2 separate regions of the Mus musculus genome follow, and region 2 is linked to region 1. A link is a loop called in an ENCODE intact Hi-C map of the cell type or tissue named here. Cell type or tissue: left cerebral cortex. All regions are shown on one strand. Region 1 holds the start of Rab3a (RAB3A, member RAS oncogene family). Region 2 overlaps Ell (elongation factor RNA polymerase II).

Region 1 (8,000 bases):
GAGGCTGAAGAGGAAGCCGGAGGACCTGGCCCCATCCCCGAGTCTCTGCCTGTGTCTAGCCCTTGCAGGAGAGACCACTGCCCCTTGGTAACTGAGTCCAGCCTATCTCACTCAGACCTCTCCATCTTCCCAAAGCTGGGAAGATGGGCCGGTGTCCACTACACCAAATGTCAAGACCTGGGGGAGTTAATTTTTGGTGCTGTGGCTGGAATCCAGGTTCTCATACATTTGAGGTAAGCGCTTGGCCAGAGAATCACTTGACCTCAGACAAGTGAGCTAACGTGGTTCTCCTGCCTGGGCTACCTGGGTAGAGATCAGTGGGAGGTTCCTTGTCTACTCACTGGTTACCTTGTGTGCTTCCACAACCTCAAGCCTTGGGAACAGCCACATGGCTTGTCCCACCAGAGGCCTACTCTTGGTTGTCTTTTGGCCATGCTGGGGACGAACCCAAGGCTTTGTCCTGGCCAAGCAGGCACCCTACCAACTAAGCTTAGCTAAGCTTAGCTAAGTCACCTCCAATCCCAGCCTTGTGTTTTCTGAGTAGGTGGGCTGCTCACCAGTCCTGCACTGCATTAAATGACTCCTCATTGGTGATGTCATACATTAGGATGAAGCCCATGGCGCCTCGGTAATAGGCTGTGGTGATGGTGCGGTACCGCTCTTGCCCTGCTGTGTCCTGGGGAAAAGAGGGATAGGTCAGAAGGGACCTCGCAGCAGCCCCCGAGAGAAAAACGTGCTCCAAGGTTGTCCAGCAACCACTTTGAGGCCCGGGGACAGTGGGTCAGGAAAAGCAGACAGTGACCCAAATGGGTCACTGCAAGGCCACTTAGTCACTCAACAAACATGTACTGGGTGCTGCCTGAATGCCCTGTGCCACACTATGCTAGAAGATGAGTGGGGATGCTCGGGACTTAGGAAAACGGGAAGCTCATACTGGGATGGAGATGCAGGCCTTAAATCCCAGCGCCAGCCGATGGCTAGCCTCAGCTTCCTTTTGTGGGGGTTGGCAGGAAGACATCTCCCCTCCAGCCCTACACACCCAGATCTGCAGCTTGATCCTCTTGTCGTTGCGGTAGATGGTTTTGACCTTGAAGTCTATGCCAACGGTGCTGACAAAGGCTGGAGTGAAGGAGTCATCTGCGTAGCGGAAGAGGAACGAGGTTTTGCCCACGCTGCTGTTCCCAATGATCAGGATCTTGAACATATAGTCGAAGTTCTGGTCTGAGGACTCCTTCTGCCCATAGCGAGAGTCTGTGGCGGAAGCCATCTGCGGGAGGCGTGGCACAGAGGGCCTGAGGGGAGCATCAGGACCACGCACAGGGTGGGCACGGCACAGGGGTAGGTGAGGATACCCCCCAATGTCACATGCTCAACCCCCCCAACCAACATAAGGCAGAGCTGTGACCTTGACAGCACCAAGGTTTTAAGCAGGCTGTGAACCTCAGATTCCCCTGTACCCTGAGGGAAGACTGAGCCTCCTCTGCCTTCCCATCAGTCTCTCACAGAGACCCACACCGGAACATGAATACAGGAGGATCCCCAGTTCTCGCTCATCCTTATTTTTCTCCTGCAAGAACTGGGGCCCTGAGATAGCCACATCACGTGACGAAGACAGGATGAACGTAGGCTCACACACACAAAATCGCGAGCACAAGAGCGCGCACGCATACACACACACACACACACACAAGCACAATGAAGCATCTAGGGCAGGCAGACCCAAACACCTGCCCTGCATGCAAGAGTGGTGCTAACAGGCGAAACAAGCAGACATGTATGGTGTGTGCAAGCCCATGTGTGAGCACAGCTCCCTGCACCAATGCACGACTGTACCTGGCCATCCGGGAGGACACACCACACACGCGCATGGCTCCACACGCGTGTGAGCACATACTTGAACTAAGATCCACGCGCACCGCGCACGCGGACCATGCACGCACAACGTATCACAAGTGTGCACGCTGCGCGTCCTGCGGTCACTCGAGCCTCTCCATGCCCAGCGGGCGCGCACACGCGTGTTCACCCCACGAGCACGAGCACGCACAAGCCTCCCGCAAGGCCTGGCTTTCCCCTCCCCCTCTGTCGCAGAGCCCGGGCCCCAGGTGCCAGGTTAAGGGCGAGGGGTGCGGGATGCGGGACCAAGAATGCCAAATGCGAGACCCATAGCCACTACACCCGAGTTGCGCTCCCCTTGATCCCCCAGCTGTCAGTGAAACGCGGGCTCCTCAGTGTGTGGACCTGGGTTGCGCTCACCCTTACCCTCTCTAAGCTGAGACAACGCTGGCGACGGCGACCGTGGCGACTGCGCTGGCGACCGGGCCCCAGAAGAGGATGCGGGGGATGCAGGCGGCGGCGGGGGCTGCAGGCGGCAGCGGAGGAGGCTCAGGCCCCTGCAGTCCTAGCTGACGTCCTGCAAAGCCAGGGGCGGGGCTTTCTATGCAAACGAAGCTGTGACGTTAGGGGAGGGACTGCATCGACAGCCGCGGGACCACACTGGCCTGCGCCGGCAGAAGAGGGGCAGGGCCTGGTAAGCCACTGGAAGACGGGGCTCTAGGGAGGCATGAAGTTTCCATTGGCTGATGCTCTCGAGCGACGGACCGAATATCAAATCAGCGATTCCTACGTCTTTAGAGGCCCAATGGTGACTGCTAGGTGTTTGAAGGGCGGAGAGGCTGAGGCCAGGACCTAGCTCTGGTTGGAAACTTGTGGTTAGAAGTCCTTGCTTTTGAGACGTGAAGCACTCAGGAGTTTAGGTTTTGTTTTGAGAAATGGTCTCAAGTAACAAGCTGGTCTCGAACTTGCCAAGTAGCAGAGGCTGATCTTGAACTCTTGATCCTCCCGCCTGCACCTCACAAGTGTTGGATTGGCAGGCATACATCTTGATTACATTTTAGGGCTCAAAAAACTCATTAAAGACCACACAGAATTTTTAGTCCCAGCACTCAGAAGGGAGATGGAGGCAGATCTCTGTGAGTTCGAGGCCAGCCTGGTCTACAACGTGAGTTCCAGGACAGCAGGACTATGAAGAGAAACTTTGTCTCAAAAAACAAAATAAACAAGCAAATAAATAAATAATTTTTAAAAAAAGAAAGAAAGAAAGAACTGTTTTTTGATGGGCTGAGGATAATTCTCAGTTTGGTGGGGAACCTGCATCACAAAGACCTGGGTTGATCCAGGCTCCTGTTCTCTGCACTGGGAGGAGAAGGGAAGGAGGGGAGAAGCAGAAGTCCAAGGTGATCCTCAGTTACATAGTGTCTTAAAGTCAGCTTGATCCACATAAAACCCTGCCTCAAAGAAATAAAGGAGAAAATCCGGTCTGTGCAAAGAGAAAAGGGTCTGATGAGTCCCCAGAGAACCCCTTGCTTCCTTGCGCACTTAGGGCTCAGAAGTATCCTGACCCATAAGTCTTCCAAAATTGTAATGAAAGACCAAGGAAGCAGAGAAGATTCAAGAGTAGCTGCCCAACGCCCTTTACGATATGGACACTGGGACCCGGGTAACCCTGTGTCTCAGGAAGGTGGGCGCAGAAATGCAGACTTCCAAGCCGCTATGATACACACGACTCATTCCTGCAAATCTGCCTGTCAAGGTGGGAATCTGGGGTCTATCCTATTCTTCCTCTCCGTGCGGCCGGGCAGGGTCCCCATCGCTTCCATTCCCACAGGAAGCAGAACTGGGAACGTGTCCTGGCCCTGTTTATAGACCTCCCCGCCAGCTGCGGAGGCGCCAATGGACCAGAATAACTTGTCGCCTGGATGCTCGTCCACCCCCGCGAGGAGCCTGGAGCCCCGCCCAATCCGGGGCCGCTGGAGGAAGCTTATTTCCTGCTTCCCCTGCACTTCATGCAGAGACACAAAGTGACCATCAGTTTGTTACTTAGCGAGCTCCGGGCCCACGCGGAGGCTACTGTGGGGACCGGGACCGGGTTTGAGGACAGAAAGGGTGCAGGAGGAGCCTGGGACACTGGAGCCTGATTTGGATTTATTCCGAAGGGATAAGGTTAGGGGAGGAACCCATTTGCTTCCACCACCAAGCAAGGGCTCCAGGAGAACTGTGCTGGTAGCTCAGTAGGTGGCAAGGCTTCATCGGAACACTTGGAAAGCTGAGGCAGGAGGGTTGTTGAGTTCTTTATCATCCTGGATCACAAAGTGAGACCCTGTTTCATACTATAAACGTGTGCGGGGAAACTGCTGGCATGGTAACAGAAACCTTTAATTACACAGCACTTGGGAATTTCTGAGTTTGAGGCTCCCCAGAGAGGACAGCACAGCTGTCTGGAAGAATGAAGCAAGTGTGTTAAAGGCCTGGGCAAACAAGAGCACAGGCAGAAGAAGGGACAGAGGGAAGCTGTTCCTCAAATCTTTCTAAGTTATATTCATTTATTTGTGTTGGAAAGAGGGGAGTGTCACAGGACAACCTAGGAAGTCAGTTCTTTCCTTCCAGCACAAGTCCTAGGAATGGAACTCACGTCATCAGGTTTGTGTGACTTCCAAATTCTCCCACAGTGAACACACATGACTTTGTTTAACAAGAAATCTCTAAGGGTCGCCTCTTAAGACATCTGGAAGGAAGAAGGAAATGTTCCAGTGTGTGACCCCAGATGGCCTTTTGTGCCTCCTGGGGATGAATAGCCCGAGTCATAATATTTACAGAGGAAGTCGCCTGCCACTCTGGCTCCTTGGAGGCCTTGGTCAGGTGCAGAGTTACAGGCTCAGAGGGAAAAAGGAAAAGGGAAAGAGAGGGACCCCCCCCCCCCCATGGCACATGCCTGTTACCCCAGCCAAGCACTCGAATGGTGGAGGCAAGAAAATAACGTTAGTGTCATCCTCTGCGGCAAACAAGTCTGACATTAGAACTTGAGACCATGAGACCTTGTCTCAAAACGGCCAAAGAACTGTTTGGAAAACAAACAGGGAATCAGTCATACCGCCAGGGGGCACCAGTGCCCACTCTTAGTATATAAGCTCTGAGGGACTAGTTATGACTCAGTTTCCACACAAGAGAATGAGTAGGTGTCGCGGCTATTCCTGGTTGTCAACTTGACTATATCTGGAATGAACTACAATCCAGAATTGGAAGGCTCACCAGTGACCCTAATCTGGAGGCTTGGAGATAGAAGTTTCTGATCTGGATCTTGGTATGGAGATCTTAAGACATAGTGGCTATGGCTTCCAGAAGATTAAGACAGGGAGATCTCATGGGCTGGAGAGATGGCTCAGTGGTTAAGAGTACCGCTGCTCTTCCGAAGGTCCTGAGTTCAAATCCCAACAACCACATGGTGGCTCACAACCATCCGTAATGAGATCTGACACCCTCTTCTGGTGCATCTGAAGACAGCTGCAGTGTACTTACATATAATAAATAAATAAATCTTTAAAAAAAAAACAAAAACAGGGAAATCTCTGAGTTCAAGGTCATCTGTGATTAAAGGTGTGGTGGCACACACCTTTAATCTGGGCTACACCTTCTGCTGGAGACCTACATAAGGACATTGGAAGAAGGAAGGCTTTCTCTCCTTCACCTGCTTGCCGTGTAGGACTGAGCAACTGCTAGATCCTTGGACTTCCATTCACAGCTGCTGCTGACCACTGTTGGGAGTTGAACTGCAGACTCTAAGTCATCAATAAATTCCTTTACTATATAGAGAATACCCATAAATTCTGTGACTCTAGAGAACCCTGACTAGGGAACGCCTATGGTGAAGAGAGGTGTGCCGGCACTCTGGTTTGAGAAGCCCAATCTTGTCAGAGACAGGGATCCTCATTGACGGGAAGACTGAGGCCTGCAGTGCTCTTCTATTTATTCTATTTTTGCAGTGATAGAAATGGAACTCAGGACTTCCCAAAAGCTAAAGCTCTGTTACCAGAGCCACACCCCAAGCCCCTCATTGGGCAATTCTAGGCAGAAGCTCCACCCCTTAGCCACACTCCAGCTACTTTTTTTTTTTTAAAGATTTATTTATTTATTATATGTGAGTAACCATTGCTTTCTTCAGACACAAAAGAAGAGGGCATCAGATCCCATTTCAGGCCACACAGTGGTGGTGGCACATGTCTTTAATCCCAGCACTTGGGAGGCAGAGGCAGGTGGATTTCTGAGTTCGAGGCCAGCCTGGTCTGCAGAGTGAGTTCCAGGACAGCCAGGGCTACACAGAGAAACCCTGTATCGAAAACAAACAAACAAAACAAAACAAAACAAAAAACAGATCCCATTACAGATGATTGTGAGCCACCACGTGGTTGCTGGGATTTGAACTCAGGACCTCTGGAAGAACAGTCAGTGCTCCTAACCACTGAGCCATCTTTCCAGCCCACTTCCAGCTCTTTTTATTTCTAGTCAGGCTGCCCAGCCTGGACCAGCTGTCTCCACACACACACAGCCAAGTCTGGGGGATGCCTATGGTGAAGAGAGGTGCACCAGCACACTGGTTTGAGAAGCCCAATCTTGTCGGAGACGGGGATCCTCATTGATGGGAGGACTGAGGCCTGCAGTGGTCTTCTAGGAGGGTCACCGGCCTCCTGATATCTAAGAAGAGTCTTGTGCAGCCAATGGTGTCAGGAGACACCAGACCTCAGTGGGAAGTGTTCCCCGCCCGCATTTTACGAAAGGGATTCCCCCGAGGGACTCAGTAAAGGCTTGCAGCTGGACTGGTGAAGGCAACATTGGTTCCATCTTTAGTGCCAAAAAAGAAACCAACTAAACCATAACACAGAGTCCGACTGCATGTGCTGAAGCTGACGTGCAGACTGCAGCTGAGTCTAAGTCTGTCTTCTGAGATGCAGGAGTCGGCGCTTCCCAGGGCTGGTGCCATTCCAGTCTGTGGGCAGAGCTGGTCCCAGCCTCCCTCAGGCTTGGCTCTGTGTAAACCTTGGCTGTCCTCTTTGAGTGGTGGAACGTCATCAGTGCCCATAGGTGCCCATGGCCTGACCAGGACTCCACGGTCCACACTAAGCTAGCCCAACTCTTGTTGGACAAAGCAGACCCTGGGCTCTGGGCTGGCCTTAGAGGACAGGAGTTAAGTGCTGGGTAACTCTGAGGACTCCCTGTTCAGTGCTGTGCACTGCCCTTCATCCTCCTCTTCCTCCTCTTCCTCTGCTTCCTCCAGGGTCAGCTCAAACTTGAACCTGTCCGAGCCCATGGTGTGTGGAGGGCTGCAGGGAATCCTACTCTGATACCACTCTCTGTTGTCTTCCAAGGTGTCCAGAAGCTCCTGAGCATCGGGGTGCACTAGGTCAGCCCATGTCTCCCACAATGGCTGAGCGATGTAGTCAATGAATCCCACCTTAGGGTGATCACAGAAGGGGCAAGTGAGACCCAGTGAAACCTAGAATTAGTCCCATCTCACAGTTGGCCACCTGGTGTTCTCAGCCTGGAATTCTCATTTGCCAACTCCTATTCATCCTTCAAAATCCTCTTGAAAAAAGCCATCCTGGCACAACAGGAGGAGACTGAGGCAGGGTGATCTCAAGCCAGTGAGTTCTAGGCCAGCCAGGGTGACAAAATGAGATGTCTTCAAAACAACAAATCAAAACATCTGCCCTAGCTGGCTGGTGGCGCACACCTTTGATCCCTGCACTTGGGAAGCATAGGCAGGCGGATCTCTGAGACAGAGACCAGCCTGGTCTACAGAGGAGGTCCCAGGACAGCCAGGGCTGCACAGAAAACCCTGTCTCAAGAAAGACTCCGCCCTGTAGTGGGCACAGCTCCCTTCCCGCACCTGGGATTTCTCCATCGAGGCTGTGTGTTTGTCGCACATGGGGCTGATGTCCAGACCCGACTCTCGCTCCCGGTCACCCTGCTGGAAGAACTCGGCCATGATGCGCTCCGTCCACTGGCGGTAGAGGGGTAGCGGCTTGGCGGGGTTGCTGAGGTCAGCGCAGTGCACCAGGCTCTGGAGAACCTGTTGGGTATGGGGGGACTCACAAGGCCCAGCCACGCCCCACCTCACCACATCCCAAAGCTGAGTGTAGTGTGGTGGTGCGCGCCCAAGGCAGGAGACT
Region 2 (8,000 bases), 210 kb after region 1:
AACGTGGAGAAAGCAAACCCATAAAAAACAAATACACAAACTTGTGAAAGTGTGTATGTGTTGGGAGGATGAAACCAGTTCAACCAGCTGGGGGACAGGGACTCTCAGCTTCCTGGGCTTGAAGGTTGGCACTACACTTGGAAGGGCAGGAAGGACTCCCTCAGCCAACAAATTAGCGTCCTCTGCACTGAGGGCCTGATCTGGTGTTTGTAGGGTAGGGCTGTCATGACACACATGTGCACATGTGTGCACACACACCCCTGTTAGAAGCTGGAGCTTCTGCCAACAGCCCACAAATGGGATCTCAGAAATCCTCCTTTCCCTCCCCCTTACTACCCACAACACATGATCAGCCTAGGCACAGAGGTACAGAGAAGGAACAAGACATTAGACACAAAGAAGACAAGAAGGCCTGGGAGCGGAGGCTGTCCCGACTGTTTCACACCCACAGAGGGCAGCTCCTGGCTTCCTGGCCTTGGGGTTGTTATAGTCAGGAAGAAATCTCAGTTTCCCATAGGCCACTTTTCTCTTTCACAGTGCCGGAAAAGGCCAGTGCTCTGACAGAGACCACTGCCAATCTCTAGTTAAGGGGGCCAGCAGAGGTGAGTCTGCATTCAAGCAGGACATGGAGTGAGCCTGACCAACACTGCCAAAGTCTGTGGCCAATGAGAAGACAGGACCCTGTGACAACTGTAAGGCTGGAGAGCCGTGACGACCTTCTCTCCCCTCTGCATGGTTAACAGCCACTAAGACTCTCCCCAGGCCTCCTCAACTTGTATCCTGAAGGTACATAAAGGCTTGCAAGCCTTTCCAGCAATGGACAACGGTCACACCACCTCACTCAGCTAGTGTGGCCGCATAGACCTTCCTCTCATCTGGCCTCCTGAAGATATTCTATCAGGCATGAACCAATAGCCCAAGACAACATCAAGTGGTAAAGGTGCTTGTCTCCAAGCCTTACAACCTGAGTTTGCTCCTGCCATCCTCATGAACATGGGAGGAGGGGCTCCACAGTGCTCTCCTCTGGCTGAGGACTTGCTGAGGACTCTTGCTGAGGCTTGCACATGAAGGCCCAAGAGAGCGAGTGCGCACACACTCGAGCACACACACACAAATAAAGATAAATGTAGCTGGGCAAGGTGGCGCATGCCTTTAATCCCAGCACTCAGGAGGCAGAGCAGGAGGATCTGAGTTCAAGGTCAGCCTGGTCTACAAATCGAGTTTCAGGACAGCTACACAGAGAAACCGTCTTAGAAAAACAAAAAACGGGGGGCTGGAGAGATGGTTCAGGGGGTAAGAGCACTGACTACTCTTCCGAAGGTCCTGAGTTCAAATCTCAGCAACCACATGGTGGTTCACAACCATCTGTAATGGGATCTGACTCCCTCTTCTGGTGTGTCAGAAGATAGCTACAGTGTACTTACATATAATAAATAAATAAATCTTAAAAAACAAAAAAAAAAAACAAAAAATAAAAATAAAAAAAAAAACCAAAAGCAAAACAAAAAAAAACCCAAAATGTAATAAAGATAAAGCTAATGGAAAAATTGCATGGACAATTATCACAGTGGGCACATCTGTCATTCAGCACTGGGGTGAGAGGAACACACACACTTTTGCAGCTAGCCTAAGATGTGCACTAAAGAGGCAAAAGCAGGGGATTCTCTATGGGTTCAAGGCCAGCCTTGTCTACATAATTAATTCTAGGGCTATGTGGACCCTGTCTCAAAACACACAAACAAAAAACATTAAGATGATCAGGAAGTAGAGAGACTAAAGCATCTCACATGCCCAGGGGAAGGCGACAGTGAACCTTATGGAAACAACATAGGGCTTCTTTCCTATGACTTGCAGCCTGCCAGGAGGGAGCCACACAGGCTCCCAAAGAGGTCCACTATCCTGCTGCCTGAGCAATCCACAGCAGGGCCACAGGAGGCTCAGAATTGACTACTCTGCCTCCAGAGGGCAAGGTGCTAATAAGAACAGGGGCCATGTCCTTACTAAAATAAGATAAGATAGAGGCATCCAAGGCAAGACTCCACAGCCCCCAGAGACACCAAGGTTCCAGGGTGGCAAAGTGACTTTGAGAAGCCAGAATCAGTGAAGTCTTTTGGGCTTTTGAGGGGATATACATGGCTCTGTCAAGCATGTACAATAGTCACTGGGGAAGAATGAGGAAGAACATGTCAGGAGTGGCATGGTCCCCACAGTGGGCGTGGTCTCACGTGTGTAAAAGATGGCTAGCAGGGCCACCAGGCTTCCAAGGACCTGCATCTACATCTCTCAGAGTCCTTGGTGGGTTGCTTCGATCCTAGTGGGACTGAGGCCTTCCAGCCACCTCTGCACTTCCATCAGCCTAGGTGAGGGAGTCCTCACCACGAGCCTGGGCTTCAACACCAATATAATGTGGTGACCCTGACATCTGATGCTGAGTCACTTGAGAGCCAGGAGGAACTGGATACTACACTCATTGAAACTACCTTCAAACTGCACATAGGGTGCTCACCAGATGACTCTGTGGGGAATGGCCACCCTGAGTACAATTCCCAGGACCCTAGAAAGAGAAAACCAACTCCTGCAAATTGTCCTCTGACCTGCACATATGTGTGCGTGTACATGCGCGTACACACACACATTGATAAATAAAAATTCTAATTGCACACATGTTGGCCTACTTCACGATAAGCAGCTGCCTAGCATAGTCCAAGCCCTGTGGTTCCATCTCCATAAAAAGAGAAAGAATAAAAGTGGAGATGAGAGACACAGGCATAAAGAGGGGGAAAAGAAAAAGGAGGCAGGGAAAGAAGGGTGGGAACGAGGAGAGGAAAAAAAGAAAGGACAGGCTATCATGGCACATACTTTCATTCCAGCACTGAGGAGACAGAGCCAGGAGGAGGGAGAGTTCTGAGCCACCTGGCTCCACCTACCTTCTGGGACCTGATACCAGGTCTTCACATATGCCCCACACACTGGTCCCCCAGGGTACTCTCACAGATCAGGCCTCAGAGCTGCCTGGAGTTTCTGCTATGGCCTCCTCTGGGCCCCACTCCTCCAGCTTGGCTTTCCCTGTTCAATGTATCTCTTCCATGGGCCATACCAATGACTCTTAGCACTGAGAAAGCTTCATCTTCAAGAGGCCACAGGCCGCCGGGTGTGGTGGCACACACCTTTAATCACAGCACTCAGGAGGCAGAGGCAGGCGGATTTCTGAGTTCGAGGACAGCCTGGTCTACAAAGTGAGTTCCAGGACAGCCAGAGCTATACAGAGAAACACTGTCTCGAAAAAAAAAAAAAAAAAAAGAGGCCACAGGCCTCTGCCTTCATGAGGCTTCCTTCCCTAGGACACCTTCACCCAGAGCACATACCAGCCTGCCTCTACTCAAGGTCCACAGCAGCCATCCCTAGGGTCATGTACCACACCTAGAATACATGTCTGATCAATGAGCAGGGAGACCTGAGGGGTATAGTGTGGGAGGTGCAGCAATCAAAATGAAAAGCTTCCCATCCTGGGGTATTCAGTGGTCACTGCCTGCCTGGCATGCTCTAGTGCACCGGTTCCATCCCTAGAACTGCAAAGAAAAACCTGAGGGGTTGGGATGGCTCTCAGCAGCTGCAGAGCACTGTCAGCTCTTGCAGAAGACTCAGTTCCCAACACCCACATGGTGGCTCACAATCAAGAATGCAGGTGGAATGTACAAAGAAATATCCATTCATACAAAATAAAAATTAAAAAGCAAAATGGAGCAACCAGGATTGGGCTGGGCTGCAGTTCAGTGGAGGCCAAGCACACAGACTCTGAGGCTTAAGGGATGATAACCTGTTTACTTAGTACTAGGGAAGACAGAGAGACAATACTGCATGTGTGTCTGGAGTGTAGAGTGGTTAAGGATGCCCCTTGTACTACAAAGACAGTCACGACTGTCTTCTGTGAGCCTTCCCTCCATGCTGGCTGTGCACATAGTTAAAAGGAGACAAGGTTTCCCACATTCTTCAAATAGACACCCAGAGACTCCCGATCACTATAATGCCAGCCCCTACCCTGAACCTTTCGGCCTAGTGACTCAGTGAGGAGCTACATCTCCCCTTTGGCCAGAGAGGCTCCTGTCTGCAGGACATCATAAGAGCACAAGGCTGTGACACTGAGTGTGAGACAGTCTCCTCAGGATGGCCTATTTGGACACCAGCTTTTCTTTTTATTGAAAGGTGACACAACAACTGGGTGTGGTGACAAACACCTGTCACCCAAATACTTGTGAAGCAGAGGAAAGGGCCAGCCTGTGCTACATGTGCTACATAACACCTATCTAAGAGGAGGAAAAAGAATAAAAACAGAAAAAAAATATTCATCTGCCATAGCTGCCTTCTGGTAGGAAGTCACTTGGGGGCACTCTTGAGTGACCCATGGGACTGCAGAGCTGACAAAAAACCAACTTGTGTGGCTCAGAGCACCCAGGTCAACCAGTAGCAGGACTCCTGTGTGTGCCCTGCTAGCCCCATCCCTGGGTCTCCTGTGAGTTTGGCTTGGGCCTAAGGACTAGCAAAGTATGCAGGGAAAAGTAGCCATGTTTTCCGTGCTGGGTAGTTCCTCCCTCAAGGACGCCAGGATGTCACAATCTCCGTGTGCTGTCAAAACTGCTTGCAGGGTGATGAACTCTGGCCTGCAGATGAGTCAACAGAGGGGTGGGTTCTGAGTGCCTGCTGTTTACACACAGTCACCGTGGCCACAGCAAGGAGGCCGGAAGCACAGTCAAGGGTCACAGTAGCTAGGGAGAAGCTTGGTCCCCAGTACACATACCCGTCACCCCCCCAAGACTCCAGCTTCTTGTTCAAGGCCTTGGAGAGGCTTAGCCTCAGAACTATCCTTGCAACACACGCAGGAAACCCATTCTCCAGCAGGCCCAAGGCAAAAGGCTGCCACATTCCTGATGCCCATACTAGCATGCTCTACTCTGCCTGGTAGAGCCACAGTCCTTCTGAGGCCGTGATGCCTGGCTCCTGAGCCACCTCCCTGCTTGGAGGTCCTGAGAAGTAACTTGGCCTCTAAAACCACCACCCATGACTTCACCTGAAGACTGGACACTGCTCCCCTATGGGGCTGACTGGGATGGATGGCAGGAACAAGCAGGGCACAGCAGACACTGAGACTAGCCCCTCAGTCACTGAGTGTGCTCTAAGGGTACTAGCAGACTGGTCTGAGTCCTCTGTGCACTGAGGAAGCTGGGGAGGAAGGGGATGATATGCTGCTTCAAGGTTCATCTGCCTCAGAACAAAGTGGGAGCCACTAGTCCATTCTGACCAGGGCAGGGTCCTGGTAATTCCGAAAGGCTGGGATCCCCAGTGGTATAGCAGCCACACCAGAAAGGTGCAGGCTTAACTAAGGCCTCCTGCCCAACTCCCAGATGTCCCCTGTGGTGTAGGACAGAGAGCCAGGGCATCCTGCTCTCCTCCCGGCACCCTCTGGCCATAGTAGCACGCACTTTGCTCCCTACTGACACCCACCCTGCTGGATCTCCCACGTCCATCTCTGCTCTCAAGGATTCTAAAACATCAGGTGTAACATGAGGTGTATCTCGGTGCCTGTGAGCCCAAAGGCCAGCACTATGCAGGCAGGGAAGGGGTGGTTTTTTGTTTTGTTTTTTTTTCTTTCCAGGGGGGGGGCAGTGGTTAAGGACAGGCCCAGAAGGCAGCTTCCTACTGGCAAGTGACAAGTGTCCAGGGATATGAGGCCACAGCAGAATCCAGACAAGTCACTCTTGGTAGAGACTCTGAAACTGAAGAAGGGGGAGGTTGACCCTTGCTGGCCCACAGATGCTCAAGGTTCTTAACCCTGCTAGAACCTTCAATTTTCCCTGACCTCTCCATGCCTCTCCACCAAGGGCAAGGTGAGGGCATGGGGCCACAGAGCCACCTACCTAGCAATGAACTACAATGGGGTAGGTGGAGGCAGGGTTCCCACCTCATGGCTCTCAGGGAACATGCCCCTCTCTCTCTCTCTCTCTCTCTTTTTTTTTTGTTTTTTGTTTTTGTTTTTTCGAGACAGGGTTTCTCTGTATAGCCCTGGCTGTCCTGGAACTCACTTTGTAGACCAGGCTGGCCTCGAACTCAGAAATCCACCTGCCTCTGCCTCTGCCTCCCGAGTGCTGGGATTAAAGGCGTGCGCCATCACACCTGGCTGGGAACATGCCTCTCAATAGCAACTGGCTGTCCTGGAAGGTAGAGGGGACCATATTTCTTCATGTGTCCTAGAAGTCACACCCACAGAGTCCCAAAACACACAGATGAAGTGTCACATCAGCACCAGTTTGGTTTGAGAACTCTTTTAGGTTGTTTCTTTGAGAAAAGGTCTCATATAGGCCAGACTGGCCTTGAATTCCAAACCCTTCTGCCTCATCCTCCCCAGCCCTGGACCCACAGGCAGTTCTCCTGCATTGTATTTATCAGTATTATTTTTATGTTAGAGGTCCAGGTGGGATGGGCTCCAGCCATGCCTATGGCTGTACCTTGAACTGACATGGCATTCTGTGCCAGTACAGGCAAGCGCACACTTCCCTCCCCTCAACATGTGTAGCTCTTCACCAGGTTACACAGACCCTTTCCACAGCCCGTTCCCTTCCAGGCCCTGCTCTGGCTACACCTGAAGCTAAGAAAAAGCTCCTGGCAATTCAAACTAAAATATAGGATGATGCTGGGGCTTGACAGTCAACAGGGAAGTTAAGGTTAGAAGGTCCTGAGTTCAAGACCAGCCTGGGATACAGAAGAGGTAAAGCAATCTAAAAACAACAACAACAACAACAACAACAACAAAACCCCAACAACAACAGAGAAACTCTGTCTCGAAAAAAACAAAACCAAAAAATAAATAAATGAAAGCAAGTAGCTGGGAAGTAGTGACATACAACTTTAATCCCAGCATTCAGAGGTAGAGGCAGGGAGATCTCTGAGTTCCAGACCAGCCTTGTCTACAGAGCGAGTTCCAAGACAGCCAGGGCTACACAGAGAGACCCCATCTAGAAATACGAAACATAAAAGAGCTGGTGGCACTGCTCAGTGGTAAGCAAGTGCCGGGCAGACTCAAGACCTAACTGCTGGAGAAGCAAAAGAGACTAACTTGGACAGGTTGCTTTTTAATGTGGCACCAACTCAAAGCAGGGACAAGAGGTAGTGCTGGCCCTGTGAGCATCAGCTGATATCCAGTGCCTTTCTAGTTACTCAAGTTTCTCCAAGTCCCTTCCCCTGGTTCACCATTCCAAACCTGTCCTCTCCTGCCACCAGAGCTAACACTGTCTCAGCTCAGACCCCTCCACACTCAGAGAGTAAGAGTAAATCCAAGTTAGGTGCTGTGGCACACACCTTTAACCTAATAAAGGTGGCAGGTAGATCTCCGAGAGCTAGAGACCAGTATGTTCTACCTGGCAAGATCCAGGACAACCAGGATTACTTAAAAAACAAGAAACAGAGCCGGGCCGTGGTGGTACAGAGAAACCCTGTCTCAAAAAAACAAAAACAAAACAAAACAAAACAACCCCAAGAAACAAACTATATGCGTCTCTGAAGCTGGGCTGGTGGTGGTTCCTGCCTGCCACCTTGGCACCTAGAGTCAAGAGTCATGGGTTTGACAGCAGCCTAGGATAGAGTGAAGCTCTGATGCTGACCACAGATTACACTCCAAAGTCGCCTTGCCAGTAAGTGCCCTGTCAGCTTTCCAGATAAACACAGGTTTGGACTGTCCCAAAACTGAATGCTGTCAGCCACAAGACACAGAGTCCCTTATGGTTGGTAGTCAAACAGCTAGACACAACTGGCTTCCTCAGGGCCCGAGCACAGTGGCCTGCAATTCCACAAGTGCCCTCACAAGAGGAAGACCAGGCTTCGATAGGGGATGTAATGCACAGCAAAATTAAAAATAACAGTATGACAGCGGTGCTGGAGAAGGCTGTAGGGGTGGCAGAGCAAGGGCCAGCGACTGCCACCAGGTACCAAGTTCACCTGACAGCAGTGAC

Evidence for each region. Hi-C counts contacts between places; a loop is a spot of excess contacts. Peaks named below come from ENCODE experiments on the same cell type or tissue, not always from the same donor. Only the 100,000 strongest peaks of a DNase experiment are listed, where the experiment ranks them.
Region 2: it touches region 1 in a loop (2.2-fold over the local background); 2 of 42 quality-filtered maps call a loop at or near these places.

Annotation. Positions count from the first base shown.
Region 1 is chr8:70,749,123-70,757,122 of GRCm38, reverse strand. It overlaps Pde4c (phosphodiesterase 4C, cAMP specific), which reads right to left. Exons shown (of 17, transcript NM_001310465.1): 16 at 7,718-7,900; 17 at 5,937-7,282. The coding sequence ends at 7,016. It overlaps Rab3a (RAB3A, member RAS oncogene family), which reads right to left and starts at 2,420. Exons shown (of 5, transcript NM_009001.7): 1 at 2,260-2,420; 2 at 1,040-1,267; 3 at 558-676. The coding sequence starts at 1,267. In left cerebral cortex, a CTCF peak has its summit at 4,926 (motif pointing right); DNase peaks (open chromatin) are centred at 4,455, 4,953, 6,404, 6,783 and 4 more places; H3K4me3 peaks cover 2,867 bases; H3K27ac peaks cover 5,068 bases.
Region 2 is chr8:70,541,006-70,549,005 of GRCm38, reverse strand. The region is part of intron 1 of Ell (elongation factor RNA polymerase II); the gene reads right to left. Among named protein-coding and RNA genes, the nearest start is that of Ell, 5.3 kb to the right of the region's middle. In left cerebral cortex, CTCF peaks have their summits at 1,391 (motif pointing left) and 4,377 (motif pointing right); DNase peaks (open chromatin) are centred at 3,614 and 4,351; H3K4me3 peaks cover 391 bases; H3K27ac peaks cover 654 bases.